2 separate regions of the Homo sapiens genome follow, and region 2 is linked to region 1. Evidence: read pairs that join two places in POLR2A ChIA-PET (ENCODE). Cell type or tissue: GM12878. All regions are shown on one strand.

Evidence for each region. ChIA-PET counts read pairs that join two places held together with the same protein. Peaks named below come from ENCODE experiments on the same cell type or tissue, not always from the same donor. Only the 100,000 strongest peaks of a DNase experiment are listed, where the experiment ranks them.
Region 2: POLR2A ChIA-PET joins it to region 1 with 9 read pairs; 10 of 35 experiments call an interaction of 5 or more read pairs at or near these places.

Annotation. Positions count from the first base shown.
Region 1 is chr6:129,647,698-129,650,197 of GRCh38, reverse strand. All of the region lies in intron 1 of ARHGAP18 (Rho GTPase activating protein 18), which reads left to right. Among named protein-coding and RNA genes, the nearest start is that of ARHGAP18, 61 kb to the left of the region's middle. In GM12878, no CTCF peak of the experiment used is centred here; no DNase peak of the experiment used is centred here; H3K27ac peaks cover 1,112 bases.
Region 2 is chr6:129,719,605-129,722,104 of GRCh38, reverse strand. No RefSeq gene overlaps it. Among named protein-coding and RNA genes, the nearest start is that of ARHGAP18, 11 kb to the right of the region's middle. In GM12878, no CTCF peak of the experiment used is centred here; no DNase peak of the experiment used is centred here.

The sequences.
Region 1 (2,500 bases):
GATCTCAGCACTTTGGGAGGCCTAGGTGGGCAGATCACCTGAGGTCGGGAGTTCGAGACCAGCCTGACCAACATGGAGAAACCCTGTCTCTACTAAAAATACAAAAAAAAAAAAAAAATTAGCCAGGTGTGGTGGCACATGTGTGTAATCCCAGCTACTCGGGAGACTGAGGCAGGAGAATAACTTGAACCCGGGAGGTGGAGGTTGTGGTGAGCCGAGATCACGCCATTGCACTACAGCCTGGACAACAAGAGTGGAACTCCGTCTCCAAAAAAAAAAAAAACAAAAAAAAAGAAGACGAAGTAGAGTGAAAGCCGCAACGATAAATAACAAACAAAAAACCCAGCACCTATGAATTGGTTGTGTCATATATTTCTCTAGAAGTGATAAAGCCAAGTTTCCAAAGCTAGTTCTTAACAGTGTCATTAATGGGCTTGTCTTCTCAGTTTTGCTTAGGTAATGTGACATAAACAGGATAATCAGGTCATTTGCTTATTGTTCTGCTGAGGATTTTTTTTTTTTCTTTTCTACCCACTGTCAAAAGTGAGTAGCAAAAAACAAAGCAAGAAGTGGGTGAACACTGAAAAACTATAAAGCACTATACAAGATGTTAAGTGACTTTTTTTTTTTTTTTTTTTTTTTTTGGAGACAGAGACTTGCTCTGTTGCCAGGCTGGAGTGCAGTGGCATGATCTTGGCTCACTGCAACCTCTGCCTCCCGGGTTCCAGCAATTCTCCTGCCTCAGCCTCCAGAGTAGCTGGGACTACAGGCGTGCGCCACTACACCCAGCTAATTTTTGTATTTTTAATAGAGACGAGGTTTCGCCCTGTTGGCCAGGCTGATCTCAATCTCCTGACCTCGTGATTTGCCCGCCTCGGCCTCCCGAAGTGCTGGGATTACAGGCGTGAGTCACCGCACCTGGCCGCGACTTTTATTTTTAAAGAAAAGGAAAGCTGAAAGAAATAAGTAAATTTCATTTTTTTCCCAAAATGAAAAGGGTAAGATATGCAAAGAGGAAAAGAAGTAAGTTTCTGTGAAATTCAGTACATCCTTAAGACTATAGCATTTGAGTCAGATAGAAGAGATTAGATTCTTTCTCTGGGTTCTGATGGTTGCATGGGTGTGTGTGGGGCGAGTGATGTGGTATTGCTTTCTAATCAACTTCTTACTGCCTTCAGGCATTATCAGTGTTCTTTCTTCCTGGATGTCAGAGCCACTTCTAATAATGACTGCTTTCAGCTAAACAACAGTAGGCATTCTCTTCGAAGGGGTAAAAATGACTTGGGTCATTTGTAGGCTGCAGCTCTTCATAGTCATTCAAATTCAGCATATTCTGATGGACAAGGCCATTACACAGTATTAATAGCTTTACCATCTCACCATGATAGTGATTACAGTAGTTCTTTAATATCGCTGCTGAAATGAAAGAGATAAATCTACACATGAGAAACATGCTTTTTTTTTCTAACATAGAGATAATGTAAAGACACAGTATTAAATTTTAAAATTTCAAAATTTACAAAACAAAGTTTCTTAAAAAACAGAATATTTAAAGTTATGCCCAGCATGACACAATTTTTTTTTTTTAAATAGAGATGTGTGTCTTATTAGTTGCCCAGGCTGGTCTTGAACTTCTGGGCTCAAGCACTCTTCCCACCTCAGCCTCCCAAAGTGGTGGGATTACAAGTGTAAGCCACTGTGCCTGGCCACAAACCATATTTTAGAAAGTGCACTGGACAGGCACAGTGGCTTACACCTGTAATCCCAACACTTTGGGAGGCTAAGACAGGAGGATTGCCTGAGGCCAGGAGTTCCAGACCAGCCTTGGCAATACAAGGAGACTCTGTCTCTACAAAAAGTTAGCCAGGTGAAGTGGTGTGTGCCTGTAGTCCCACCTACTCAGGGAGGCTAAGTTGGGAGGATCGCTTGAGCCCAGGAGCTTGAGGCTGCAGTGAGCTATGATTGTGGACTGCACTTCAGCCTGGGAGACACAGCGAGACCCCATCTCAAAAAACCAAAAAAATTGAAAAATTAAAAAAAAAAGTGCATTGGAAAAGAATTCTCATCCTTTTTAAAAAAATATGGTTTGATTTTTAAATGTATTTTTTTCTTGATAAATGTAATGGTCATTTGAAAGTGCAAATTATAGACTGTGTCAACAAGATTACTTTTGCCTTGGCTATACGCAATACAAACTCAGAAAGATTGATGCATCTGGGGAAAACAAAGTAAATCCTATCCTTTTTAGTCTGTTTGACATATTAAAGTGACCACTGAAGAAGAAATGAGGGCATTAATCTCGATTCTATCACCCCTTTGCTGGGTAAAATTGGGGAAGATTTAACCTTGAGGCCTCATTATCTCATCTAGAAAATAATGGGATAGGTTTAAATCTCTGAGGTGCAATAGCATTCTAATGTTTACACTTCAATACATATGGCTTCTTCTAAAATATTCTTAGTCATTATGGTTTATATGTCATGATCTGAGGAAGAACCCC
Region 2 (2,500 bases), 72 kb before region 1:
ATCTCTCTCGGTTACCTTGGATTATTCCCCACTGCTATGGAATATAGATGAAATACTTGCAAAGCACTGGATGTCCCTTAACATCTGGTAGAAATTTATCTATTTCTATGGCGGATCTCCCTATCCTGCCTCCCCTTCCCCATCCTGCATGCTTCACAGCACTTTGTGAACATACCTTGACCTAGTGTCAGCAGTCAGCCTTGGCTTCTTTTGTTCCCCCTCCTTATGAACAGCCCTGCTCTACCCACCCTAATTCAAGATATAGTACGTTAGTACCTGATGTATGTTTACTAGCATTTTCTCTAGTTATAATAAGTGTTGAATACAGAAAACTTACGGGAAAATCACATATGCCCACTACTTTAATTGTTAAACTTTAATAGATTTTGGAAATATTTACAACTAAAGGTCCACTTAGCAATAGAGTATACTTATTTTTGCATTTATGATTTAATGCTTGATGTCATAAATAGGCACACATGTGTCCATCCTAACTGAATATAAACACCTGGGGGCCCGATTGTTGTATCTGATTCATCTATTCTTCTTACAACTATTTGATTGAAGTGAATCAGTGACTCTGCAATATAACCCCATATGTGACTTTGATGGTGGAACTGCAGATTGATAGGGAATTATTTTATTGGAGGCAGGTCTACTTGTCCCCCTCAAAACACCGGAGGAGACCATTGCTGGTGCCTGGTACCTGCTCTTGGATGAGCTGAGGAGTCTCAGACAGGATCATTTTGTGCTTCTTGTTCACACTGAGATGGTAGAATTTCTGCTCTGGACTGAAACCTTTGAACAAGTCTCTTTTTTAAATGTTTGATGGTGACTCTACTGAATTTCTTTTTTATATGCCTCTAATACATGAATGCTCCCAATAGACTGCATAAAATACTGTAAAGGCAGTCTATCTTGAAAGAAATGAAATCATGAAGGCCTCTGCCTATTTCACTTTGTTTTCTCCAACTGATGTATTCATTTGCCCACTACAGTTTTATTTTGATGATCTTTGTAAGGTTAAGACAAGTATTACTTTTGAGCCTGGCAGACATAGTAAGGAGAATTCTGATATATGTCTCATTTTTGTGACCCCAAATGTGGCTCTACTGCCTTGATTTGAATGCTTGATAATTTATAGTGATATAAATTTCCCAGAACATCACAGAGTATGATTTAATCTCAAACACTTGGAAGGTTATAGTCACCTTCTGGAAAAAATATTAAAACTACTTCAATGATCTACCTTTGTCACACCAAGGCACTCTCTCCCTGCTTTTCTTCACTCTCATGCCAATTGTGATTAAAGCTTTTTTTTTTTGATGAATATATCTAATCTGCAGTGTTTAGAGGTATTCTCTCTATGTATAAAATGTATTGTGATGTCCTTAGAAGGATGATGGCTAGACAGAATTTTATTATGTTTATTGTTATTAATCCTTACTTGTAGGAATATGACATATCTGTATTAAAAATGTAGTTTTATTGAAAAAGGAAGCTGGGCGCGGTGGCTCACGCCTGTAATCCCAGCACTTTGGGAGGCCGAGGTGGGCGGATCACGAGGTCAGGAGATCGAGACCATCCTGGCTAACATAGTGAAACCCCGTCTCTACTAAAAATACAAAAAAAAATTAGCCGGACGCGGTGGCGGGCGCCTGTATTCCCAGCTACTCGGGAGGCTGAGGCAGGAGAATGGCGTGAACCCGGGAGGCGGAGCTTGCAGTGAGCCGAGATCGCGCCACTGCACTCTAGCCTGGGTGACAGAGCAAGACTCCATCTCAAAAAAAAAAAAAAAAAAAAAAAAATGTATCTTATAGACTTTTAAAGAAAAATACCAAAAATGAAACATAGTTACTGGGAAGACGGGTTGATGGAAAATAATATATTTTTTACTCTCTGTAGTGGAATTTGATTTTTTTCACTGTTTGAAGTATAGACAGTCTTCTGAGTTTTTGGTGTGGTTTTTTTTTTTTTTTTGGTGGTGTGTGGGGCGGGGTGGAATAGAAATTTTGAAGACGTTATTTATGAGTGATTCTTAAGGCTTTGGCATCAGTTCTTATAATAGTTATTTTGATAGAGCCAGGGACTGGGTGTTGAGGCAGTCTCTGAACTGGAGCAATTTACACTGTAAGAAAGCGTTTTGGTTTCAGGGTATGGAGTTTTCCTCAAATCTTACAGTCTTGGCTCTGTAACCATTTGCCTGACCAGCTGTTGCCTAACCTTTGTTTCCTTAGCAGCTGTTTCTATGAAAAAAGATATTTGGACTACATATAAACTCTGGACAACCTCAGCCCTGTAATTTTAAGTCTCTGTTTTAAAATTTCAGAAGGCCAAGGTCCTTGTGATTATAGCTGTGTTCTTTGAGCCATTGTAACGAACCAGCTAGCCAAATTATTAAATAGAATTAGGGAAAATAACCTTTCCAGCTATTTGCAGAGCATATTTCAGGAGTACAAACCATTTTGGTGCTAGGATATTATATAAAGAGATCTTTCTC